2 separate regions of the Homo sapiens genome follow, and region 1 is linked to region 2. A link is a contact called in ENCODE Hi-C or POLR2A ChIA-PET data. All regions are on one chromosome and are shown on one strand. The core of a region is the stretch at or near the end of the contact, and the rest is flanking DNA. Distances in the headings are between cores, read along the strand shown.

Region 1 (6,347 bases), core at 1,771-4,270, 180 kb before region 2:
GCTCATGGGGTGGAGACTCTCCCTCCCAGGGAGTCCATTGGGAACCCCCTCTAAGAGCTTGTGAGCTCCCCACTGCCCACAGAACCAGGCCCAGCTCCTGAGAGCAGCTCGCAAAGCCCCTTCCAGCAGGTCTCAGCCTCAGGACATGCTCTGCCTCTCCCCTTCCCTAGTACCCCAGGCTCCTGGGCACCTTTACCCACCCCAATGCCTCAGCACATGCTGCTTCTTATGCACAGGGGGCATAAGCACCACCTCATCAAAGAGGGGGCTTCGAATCTCTGACACTACACACAAAACTGAGGAGGTTGGGCTACTGGCTTTCATTGGAATCTCAAGAGGGAGGGGGCAGAGAGAAGATCTCCAAGGAAAACAAGGTTTAAAACCATCACCTGCTCTTAAAGCCTCCCTCTAGCCAGCAGCGCACACTCAGCCCCTGCTTGGGGGCCACTGTCACCCAGACATCCCCATGTGGCTGTCTCCTGGTGCCTCCCCAACTCAGCCCCGACTTCCATGAACAGCCCACACCTAACCCTCTGTACTGCTCCAGCCAGACCCTGTGCAGCCTTGTCATGTGCACCCCTGTAGGTGCCGACTGGGTGCCCACCCCACCACTCTTCCTCCTCTCTCTCCGTCCTGCCTCACCCCACTGCAGCCCAGCCATCCTGAAGGACGGGGCCCCTGACACATCCTGCTCACACAGGCCCCTGTGCCTTTGCCACTGCCCCCTGCCCAGAACTCCTCCGTCTGTCTCAGGAGCAGTGCCACTGGCTGGCACTCCCCGAGATCCTTAACACCTAAACAAGCACAAAGCAGTTTTTTTTTTGTTTTGTTTTTGAGATGGAGTATCGCTCTGTCGCCCAGGCTGGAGTGCAGTGGCATGATCTCGGCTCACTGCAGGCTCTGCCTTCCGGGTTCCAGCGATTCTCCTGCCTCAGCCTCCTAGGTAGCTGGGATTACAGGCGCCTGCCACCACGCCGGGCTGATTTTTGTATTTTCAGTAGAGATGGGGTTTCACCATGTTGGTCAGGCTGGTCTCGAACTCTTGACCTCAGGTGATCCGCCCGCGTTGGCCTCCCAAAGTGCTGGGATTACAGGCATGAACCATCGTGCCTGTCCACAAAGGGGTCTTAAACATTTGAGAACAAGGAAAGCACGCATCTGCTAAGCACCTATTGTGTGCCAGGTATTTCTGTGCATCAGCCACTATTTAGATGAGAATACACAGGTTCAAGGAGGTTAAGTAATTCGTGAAAGGTCGCAGGGCTGGGATTTGAACCAGGTCTGATTTTAACGCAGCAAGGAGGGTACAGAGAATACCAAATGCTCTCAGCGATGCGACATCCAGCACCCCATGGACAACACTGTGCACTGGAGTGGACTCAGGCTGACCCTGCAGCCACAGGAATGGCAGTTAGCAACGCTGATGGTACCAGAACTTGGACTTGAGCTGAAGCTTGCAGGGACCACAGCACACTGGGCTTCTGAGGTCTGTGCCATCCAGGCCATCAGGCAGAGCCCTCCTCCCCTTTCCCACCCCAGGGAGCTTCAAAGAGGCTACATGTGGGAAGACTTTACAGAAAGGGAGAGGAGAGATTTGAAAGAAAATTGCTAAAAGGAAACACATGTGAAAATGAAAACTCAGGCAAAGGGGGAGAAGGACGAGGGAAGAAGAGTAATGTCCAAGGATTATAAACTGAGTCAAGAAGCCCTTGGAACACCAGTTTCCCTCTGCTCCCTTGGGAAGGCCAGTGACCCACTCCCAGCCCTCATTTTCCCTCTTAACCCAGATGGAACGGGGCAGACCTTAGATGATACCCAGCAAGAGAAACAGGGAATGTTGCCTTGCACACAGCCATGACAACTGTGGAGCCACGATTCATATGTGGTGGGAGGAAAATCCCGAGGCTCAGAGAGGTCGCTCTACTTTGCCAAGGCCACACAGCTGGCGAGCCATAAAGCTGGAATCTAAGCCCAATCCAAGGTTGTCCCCTTGAACCACATCAGGGTCCCCTCATATAATCTGCCACCACTACAAGGTGGCTCCACCTGCATCCTTGGAGGAACTGGACAAATTATATAAGTTCCCCAGAGGTTACCTAGTTTCTATTTCATTAAATCTGAGACACCTCTGATTTTACAATGCACCGTTATTTCAAGTATGCCAAGAAAAAGGCGCTGTCAAATTATAATAATCCGCAAATGTGCGACACATTCCAATTTAAGATGTTAAATGGAAAAAAAGGAAAGGAAAAAAAGAATGTGCCTTAGAATCCCAGAAAATACCATGTAAGTGTGAGTAGGGAACAGGGATTCAGTCACAGTTCCGCAGACTGTGTGTGTGCAGTGAAGGGCAGTCAACAACTCCACACAAGCACATGAGCACACACCTGCTGCTATAAAATCCTTCTTTGCTAATAACTGATGCAATCGTGCAGATAATCATACAAAAATGTGTTGGCCAGACCTGCCTTGTCAACAAGAACCCTCATTTCACCAGGAGACCATCAATTCAAGGTTGCCTAACATCAGTCAGACGAGTCAAGCATGGTGGCTCATGCCTGTAATTCCAGCACTTTGGGAGGCCAAGGTGGAAGGATTGCTTGCGCCTAGAAGTTTGAGACCAGCATGGGTGACATAGTGAGACCTCATCTCTACCAAATGAATAAATAGCCGGGAGTGGTGGTGCACCCAGCTACTCAGGCAGCTGAGGTGGGAGGATCACTTGAGCCCAGGAGGTCGAGGCTACAGTGAGCCAAGATTGTATCGCTGCACTCTAGCCTGGGCAGAAATGCGAAACCCTGTCTCAAAAAAAAAAAAAAAAAAAAAAAAAATCAGTCAAGTGGAGGCTGTCCTGCCCACCTAACCAGCCAGGCTAGGCCAGGCTAGCCAGCTTCGCCTGAGTGGAGCTATAGACCTCTGGGCAGCCAAGCTGGATGACTCTGTGGTTAACTACCAAGGGCAGTCACCCAGTGTGGCTGGGCGGTGGCACAGCCTGCACCTTTTTGTCTGGCTTTTCTCCAAATCTCCTGGGGCTTGTGGCCAGCCAGAGCCTCAGCATTTTAATAAGGCAGATGCTGGGGGCTGGCAGTGGCAGATGGGCAGCACTGCTCCAAGCCAGCTTTTCCAGCTAGGCACAGGTGGATGGACAGGCAGGCCCTGGCTGGAGGTGAAGGGCAGGTGGGCCGAGGTGTGGAGGGCCATCCTCCCCTTGGCAGGCCAGCCACAGCCTGGCAGTGTGAGCAGCCTCTGGAAGGACAGGCTAGGTACAGTCTCCCTCACTGAACCTGGGGAGAAGTCTGTTACCTCGGAAGCTGCTTGACATCTCATTCACAGACTGCCACACAAATGCTAGTCACTTCACCCCAGACCCAGAATCTGTATCTGCAGAGCCCGAGCAAGGTTTGTTAAAAACACAGAAGCTGGCTGGGTGCAGAGGCTCATGCCTGTAATCCCAGCACTTTGGGGGGCCGCGGTGGGAGGATCACCTGAGGGCAGGAATTCGAGATCAGCCTGGGTAACATAGTAACACCTCATTTCTACTTTTTTTTTAAAAAAATTAAAATTAAAATTGAAAAAAAAGATTTAAAAACCCACAGAAGCTGAGGAAGTAGAGTTTTGCTTCTCTTGCAAAGGCCCTTGAGTAATGGAGTTTTTCCGCTGCCACCTTCCTGTTTGGGCCATGACACTCCCCGGCAAGACATTCTGTTAGGTGCGAAGGTTATTAGTCACAACAATCAAACCAGCTGAAGCCTGCAGGAACTAAGAATAACAGCTCACCCCAAAGCACAGTTTTAAGTGCTTTTCATACATTTACATATTTGAGCCTTACCACGAACCCTGTGAGGGAGGTACTAGCCTCATCCTCTTACCACGAACCCTGTGAGGGAGGTACTAGCCTCATCCTCGTTTTACAGGTGGGGAAGCTGAGGCACAGAGAAATTAAATAACTTGTCTAAGATTCCACCAATAGCAAGGGGCAGAGCCAGGATCTGAACCCAGAGACAGCCTGACTCTGAAGGCATTTTGGTACTAAACTGGCCTGCCTCTCTAACCATCTAACCGTCCACGAGTGTCAACTAAGTAAAGGCCAGAACCTAGACTGGGCATCTTAAATCACCATGGCTCATTTTATTTTCACCATCACCCTGCGAGGCAGGTGCTATTATCAACCCCATTCTACCTGTTGGGCACCCCAACCCTCAGCCACCCCAAAGCAGGGGGGTGGATGAACAGGATGCCCCATCTGAATGCTGCCTGACACGCAAACACACACGTGTGTGCACACACACATATACGATCTGGGGCCCTAAACTGGACAGACTAAACCCAAAGCTGCTGCCCAAATGTGGGAGTGACTCCCTGGGGTCCTTAGGACCCCACAGAACCATGCTGCTGCCTGCCCACAGGCAGAGGGAGTGAAGAGTGAGGCCAGGGAAAGTGAAATCAGAAGGGTGAGGTCGCCTGTCCAAAGTTCCACAACTAGCGAGCAACAGAGCCAGGATCTAGACCTAGAAGTTTTCTGGCGCCCATTTTTTCTCCTTAAGGAAACAGGCATTGGGTGACAAAGCGTGGGATGCAGGTGTCTGTGTCTTAGGTAGGCATTTCTTCCAGGAAAACGAGGGAGCAGGGGGCAGGGACTTGCTGCTATTCTCGCTCCTATTCTAGGAGGGAGACTTGAGTCTGGTGCAGAGGGTAGACACCCCTCAGCTCCCTTACCCCAAGTTCACCGGAGCAGCAGCAGCTATTTGAAATGTGGGTTCCCTTTCCATGGTATCAGGCTTGCACAGCGCAGGGGGGTGGGGGGTGACCACAGATGACTAAAGAGAGAGAGCCCGCCCACTCTCCCACACTCCAGTTCTGTTTAGGCCTTCCTCTTTCTGGTACCTCAAAAGAGAAAGGCTCCCATGAGCAGAGCCACAGATATTAATAACTTCTACAGAGCTTTGTTTTCATCTGAATTAATGTTTACATTGTTGGGAAAGAACCCACTTGTCTGGGAAGATGAAGCAGGTTAGATCAATTAAAAATGTGACCAACAGTTGGAAAACTTCCCATTTCTTAAGGTCAGTCAAGAAGTGGGTTTGGAAGTGCTGGCATGACTAGCACTGGCCTGCTGGGCGGTTCTGGGCTGGAGGTCACTCAGACCCCACAGCTCTGGGCCATCACAGCCACCCCTCTGACCTTCATACGACCCTTGTAGGCTGCACGTCCTTCTGGTTGCCTATGTTCTCCTCCCCGTCTCATCTCCTTTCCAGGTCATGCGAAAAAGTGAAGAAGTAACCACCAAGGTTGTCTGGGTGCTCAGGGGGGTTCTGAGAATCTGAGCTCTTGTCATCAATGCTCTTGAGGGGGGCTCAGCTCCTGAAGCACCAAGACGCTCGGGACCCCTCTGAGCAAGGCCAGCTGGGCGCCCCCAGCATCCACTCAGCCTTGAATGGGGTCCACAGAAGCTGGCCAATGACAAATTCCATTCAATTAACAGTATTATGATGAAGCTGCAAACACTTGGGGAAGGACTGCCATGTGTAGTCAGACACTTGGCATGAGATAATGAGAAAATAGCTCCAAATGAAAACAGATAAGGGTGCAGTCCAGGCTTCTGGGGGCACCTTCTCTGCAGCCTGCCACCCAGTGTGGGCTCCAGATCATGGTGCTTGGAACCGTGGTCAGGCCCAAAGCTACAAATCCTCCCAGGATAACATGTGCTGGCCAGGAGAGGTAGCCAAGACACCCTGCTGAAGCCCCACCCACCAAAAACTCAGAGGGCACCCCAACCTTCAGCCACCCCATAGCAGGGGGGTGGATGAACAGGATGCCCCATCCGAATGCCGCATGACACGCAAACACACGTGTGTGTACACACATATATATGATCTGGGGCCCTAACCTGGACAGACTAAACCCAAAGTTGCTGCTCAAATGTGGGAGTGACTCCCTGGGGTCCTTAGGACCCCATAGAACTGTGCTGCTGCCTGCCACAGGCAGAGGGAGTGAAGAGGGAGGCCAGGGAACCCTTGAGGATCAGACAAGAGATGAGGAGACAGCCTGGGTGACACAGGCCAGAGTACGGAAAACACGGGCAGGCTGCTGGCTGCTTTATGAGCCTTGAGAGCAGGACCTGTCCCTACCCGACAGGAGCTGACCCGTGGGAACAGCAGGCAGGCCCAGGCAGCTGTCAGAGACACAGCTGTATGCACATCGCCGGCGTGCCCTTTGCTGGTTTGATTCGTGTGGTGGCAACAGCATAGTCTGGCAGGAAATGTTTCCACGTTCACATGGACAGGCTCGTCTGACCCAACTCAAGCTGAGGGCAGGGAAGTCTGTGGCAGCAGTGGCCACAGAAGCCT
Region 2 (5,565 bases), core at 734-3,233:
TAGTCCTAGCTACTCGAGAGGCTGAGGCAGGAGGATTGCTTGAGGTCAGGAGTTCAAGACCAGCCTGCGCAACACAGCAATACCCTGTCCGTAAAAACAACAATACTTCCAAAAACCAGTGAATCAAAAGCTTTATAGCATTTGATTATATTATGCTTTATAGTAGGAGCCCATAAAAAAAAACTATTCTTTTTGCACCAAGCTATAAGTACCCTGAAGTTAAGAACAAGGTCATAATAACCTGTGTTTCCCGCAGTGACCAGGAAAAAGCAGTGCATGGGTTAACACATTCCGTACCTACTATAATATGCATCATCCAAGGCACTTTACATTTATTTAATTCCACAATAAGCTTATAAATTAGGAATTATGATCTCCATTTTTCAAGAGAGGAAAGGTGACTTACTCAAAGAAATTTTTATTCAGATGGACTCACTCCTTTCAATACACTTTGTTTAGTTAACTTAAAAATTTTTTGTATTTTAAATTTTTGTGGGTACATAGTAGGTGTATATATTTAAAGGGTAATGAGATGTTTTGATACAGTCACGCAACGTGAAATAATCACATCATGGAGAATGGGGTATCCATCCCTTCAAGCACTTATCCTTTGTGTTACAAAGGATCCAATTACACTTTTAGTTATTTTAAAATGTATAATTATGGTATTAATGACAGTCACTCTGTTGTGCTATCAAATAGGTCTTATTCATTCTTTCTATTGTTTTTTGTACCTATTAACTGGTAACACCATCTCCCCAACCCCTCATTACCCTTTAGTAACAAGTTAACTTTAGTTAACTTCTTATTTAAAAAATGATCCCCAATTTATTTTATTTTCCACTGAGAAGTAACTACTTTGTGGGTAATCAAATAAATAGTTGAGAACTTGAACTCAAAAGTCACTAGTAAAATATTTGGTCAAAATAATTTAATTACAAATATACAAATGGCAAACAGGCATACGAAAGGGTACTCAGCACCACTGATGAGAGAAATGCAAATCAAAACTACAATGATACCTCATCTCACCCCAGTTAAAATGGCTTATACTCAAAAGACAGGCAATAACAAGTGCTGGGAAGGGTGTGGAGAAAATGGAACTCTCGTACGCTGTTAGTGGGAATGTAAATCAGTAAAACCACTATGGAGAACAGTTTGGTGGTTCCTCAAAAAACTAAAAATAGAGCTATCATATGATCCAGCAATCCCACTGCTAGGTATATACCCAACAGAAAGGAAAACTGTACAAAGAGACATCTGCACTCCCACTTTTGTTGTAACACTATTCACAACAGCCAAGATTTGGAAGCAACCTAAGTGTCTATAAACAGATGAATGGATAAAGAAAATATGGTACATATACACAATGGAGTATTATTCAGCCATAAAAAAGAATGAGATCCTGTCATTTGCAAAATAATGTAATTATACTTTTACCCTGGACTTTTTATATTATGAGGAAATAACATTACATTTATTGGTTACCTGCAGTTGGTGAGGCATTTATACATGTTATATTATGCTATCTTATTTAATCCTCACAATAACCCAATAAAATATTCCTTTAGAGGAGGAAACGGTGACTCAGAAGTGCAGAGTCTTGCCTAAGGTCATACAAGTAAACAGAACACATCACTCACTTCTTATGAGAAGAAATCTCACTGTAAGTGATAACCCAACTGGCAGCTTTTCTTCTTAGAACATGTAATTTTCTCTTCGGGACTCCATCCTAAATATTTAATTTACATAATCATATTACTAGAGTATCTCAAATATTTATTTACATAATTAAAAGCACTCAAATCATAGGGCTCCAAAATGTATTTCAAAATAAGTTCTGTTAAAGTAATATATTTCTTAGTCACTTTGTGGTTTATTGCACTTCCGGAACCAGCTATTGATAAACTTCCTCTTTTTCTACAGAAACTATTTCAGTTTGCTAGAGGAACATTTTAAATCTGAATTGAACCACCCATTTTCCTTTCTTAGCCAAATCACCAAAATGTCCAGTTAGAACAAGAATTTAGCATTCTGCAAAAGAAGTTAACAGCTGAGGTAAGAAAATTTTCACACAATTTGGTTTGATCTTGCTTTATATAAAATTTATTTTAAAAACTGTCATTAGTGTTTTAAACTTAAACTCTGATAGTCTAAAGATGTCTATAACAGGTTTTTGTGGTTTTGTTGCATAGAATTAAAAAATACTCAGTTCAGCTTGCCTTAGAAAAATATTTTCACCTAGGTTTGTATAAGACCTTTTAAGTTTATTTAATCTCACACACACACACACACACACACACACACACACACATATTTTTTTTTTTTTTTGAGATAGAGTCTTGCTCTGTCTCCCAGGCTGGAGTGCAGTGGCACGATCTCAGCTCACTGCAACCTCCACCTCCTGGGTTCAAGCAATTCTCCTGCTTCAGCCTCTCAAGTAGCTCGGATTACAGGCGCCCACCACCACGCCTGGCTAATTTTTTTGTATTTTTAGTAGAGATGGGGTTTCACTATGTTGCCCAGGCTGGTCTCCTACTCCTGACCTTGGGTGATCCGCTTACCTCCGCCTCCCAAAGTGCTGGGATTACAGGAGTGAGCCACCGCTCCCAGCCACAATCATATTTGTTAACCTTAGTTTTAGAATTAAAAAGAAACTATAGCCATGGCAGATAAAGCTAAGGGTTAGAAATAGAACTAGATTCCACAGGCTATGACTGAATTTATAACCTCCAAAATATTAATTGTTAAAAGTTCTAATGTACTTTTTATAGAATTTTCCTGTACATAATATAATGCATAAATTAAAATTTTTGTATCCCCTTTAGTTTGCATAGTAAGAATGGTCACTTTCACTTAATTTAGAAAGAAAAAGAAATCAGATGTGGTATTTGACTATTATTATTATACATGCTTTATTTTTTACATATAGATTTTATATTTAATAATGATGACATGAAAACATTATGGCTCATTTTAAAAGCTTACTAAGCCAAAAATGTTAGTCAATAATCAAACATGCATGCGTATATTAATATCATCTACGTGTTTATGTCACATTATCTGAGACTTTAGAACATAGTATAAGATAGAAGAAACCTATAGAATAAACAATAGAAAATTGTTAATATGCATAAAAGATGCTTGCTGTGGGTAAAATGGGCAAATAAAAACTGCAAAGAGTATTTTACATAGACTTGTAATTTCAGGGAATAATATGTTCATAGTGGGTGATATCCCATTTCAACACTTAATAAATATTCATGACTTTCTCTTAGAAGGATTTCTTCTAAGTAATTACTGTGGAAGTCAGAAAATAAAGATATTTATCTCTTTTTCAGATTAGGCTTGTCTATATATTTTTCTACTTCTAATATTTAGTTTATTTCATTATGCATAAAGTCATAAAATTATATTAAATTTTTTTCACTGTCATATTTCATAAAATTAAAAAATTTCCCATCGATCCTTATGGTGTGTTTTTGTCATAGAATCCCATACTTTTTTTTTTTTTTTTTGAGATGGAGTCTCCCTCTGTCACCCAGGCTGGTGTGCAGCGGCACCATCTTGGCTCACAGGCTCACTGCAACCTCCGCCTCCCAGGGTCAAGAGATTCTTCTGCCTCAGCCTCCTGAGTAGCTGGGATTACAGGCACCCACCACCACGCCTGGCTAATTTTTTGTATTTTTAGTAGAAACGGGGTTTCACCATGTTGGTCAGGCTGGTCTTCAACTCCTGACCTCAAGTGATTGGCCCACCTCGGCCTCCCAAAGTGCTGGGATTACAGGCAGGAACCACTGCGCCTGGTCCCATACATGTTTTTAAAGGGTTAGTCCCAAATCTAAAGTTTACTAGTAGTGCCTGTGTTTTCCAGCTAATTCCCACATAATTCTACTTAGAAGGAAACTTTAATTCTGATTAAGTTTGAATTGAGAAACATAAATCTGATGCCTTTCAATGTCCAAGCTTTAAAAAAAAAATCACCACAAAATTTTCAGTAAACTTACTAAATATGACACTTTATAGAAACCATTCCAAATTCTTATAATAGTTTTCGTAGAATCAGGACTAAAATGGGTTTTCAGGTATTTCTTTCCTACCCTTTATCTAAGACTACCTACAAGTGTTATTTACGTGTAATTCCCACCAACTCACATCTCCTTCCTTCATAAAGCATTTCTATTTCATAACTTTTCTATGAAAGGCAGTATAGCACATACAGTGAAATGTGATAGAAAGAAACGGTTCTGGCACAAGATTAGCATGATTTTTGTATTAGTGCCACTACTTAGAGCTGTGATACTGCCAAGTTACCCAACATCGTGGTGTCTCAGTTTCCTTATCTGTAGGATGAAAAAACCACCACCTAGCTAATTAAAATAGGATACTGCTTAGCCTTTGGTGGGTGCTCAGTAAATGGTCACTATCATGATACAAGATGGTCATCAAATACTTCCTATTGTAGTTGAAGGTCAATTTCTCTTTCCACTTTTCCTCAAGATGCAGAATGGCTGGTTTTTTCTTTTACGGTTTCAAAACTTCACTAGTTAGAGATAATACTACTGCTAAATTTTAATCTATTATATTTGCATCACAACTTTTATTATATCAAAGTAATTGATACAGCTATCTATACTTGTCTTTTGTCTAGGATATGCTCTCCAAATCTTGATTCTCTTTAAAAGATAATGGCATACTTCCTAACATATCCAACTTAACAGCATCAATTTTAAATGCTGGACCCTTTAAGTACTTATGCATTATATTTATAAGAACATGTCTATGGCCGGGCTCGGTGGCTCATGCCTATAATTCCAGCACTTTGGGAGGCCAAGGTGGGTGGGTCACTTGAGTCCAGGAGTTCAAGGCAAGTCTGGGTGACATGGTGAAACCCCATGTCTACAAAAAATACAAAAATTAGTTGGGCGTGGTGTAGTGCACCTGCAGTTTCTAACTTCTTTAGGGAAGCTGAGGTGTGAGGAGGATCGCTTGAGCCCAGGAGGCAGAGGCTGCAGTGAGCTGAGATTGCACCACTGCACTGCAACCCGGGTGACAGAGTGAGACCCTGTCTCCAAACGGAAAAAAAAAAAAAAAAAGAACATGTCTTATACACGGGGACTCCTGCTTCACTGTAACTGTCTTTAAAATGTTTAAATTTATGTTTTTCTTTTTAAAATATTCTAAATATTCAGCAAAGAAAAAGAACCAAAATCACAGATTTAAACCTCAAAGTGCCAGCCTATAATAATGAGTAAAAACCGGCATATGAGGGCTGACAAATTTGCTTGAGCAGCAGACTAAGGGATTTCTGGAAAACTCTATATAAAACGTACACGGGTACATGGGTTCTTTGGAATAATTGCTAGGTATGCTTCTGGATAGTGTCAGGGAAAAAAAAAGGGAGAGGATGGTAAGGATACTCACAGCAGACAGGAGAGCCTGAAATGAAAGGTAAATGAATTTGAAAGGATGGTTCCTTCTGGTCCTCCATTTTAGAAAGCAAGCTCCTCTTTACTGTCTCCCTGCACTCACAAACACAGGCCAGCCACAACAGAGCAGCATTTT

The links. Hi-C counts contacts between places; a loop is a spot of excess contacts on that map. ChIA-PET counts read pairs that join two places held with the same protein, here RNA polymerase II (POLR2A). Pooled maps may share reads with other maps.
Region 1: a map of CD14-positive monocyte shows a loop between it and region 2 (5-fold over the local background). The contact joins the enhancer-like site here to the promoter of EVI2B in region 2. A Hi-C loop is called at or near these places in 10 of 168 maps with a recorded cell type or tissue (B cell, CD14-positive monocyte, CD4-positive, alpha-beta T cell and 4 more), 32 of 37 single-sample maps with no recorded cell type and 18 of 50 pooled maps. POLR2A ChIA-PET finds 5 or more read pairs at or near these places in 17 of 52 experiments (B cell, CD4-positive, alpha-beta T cell, CD4-positive, alpha-beta memory T cell and 11 more).

What each region holds. Positions count from the first base shown.
Region 1 is chr17:31,491,851-31,498,197 of GRCh38, reverse strand. All of the region lies in intron 3 of RAB11FIP4 (RAB11 family interacting protein 4), which reads right to left. Among named protein-coding and RNA genes, the nearest start is that of MIR4724, 40 kb to the left of the region's middle. Within about 2 kb of position 3,020, at least 18 of the 41 ENCODE cell types and tissues checked have a DNase peak (open chromatin) inside an H3K27ac peak, as active enhancers do; they include B cell, CD14-positive monocyte, CD4-positive, alpha-beta T cell and 3 more, where a contact is called at or near this core.
Region 2 is chr17:31,310,472-31,316,036 of GRCh38, reverse strand. It overlaps EVI2B (ecotropic viral integration site 2B), which reads left to right and starts at 1,983. Exons shown (of 2, transcript NM_006495.4): 1 at 1,983-2,058. All of the region lies in intron 36 of NF1 (neurofibromin 1), which reads right to left. RefSeq lists an enhancer at 4,756-4,835.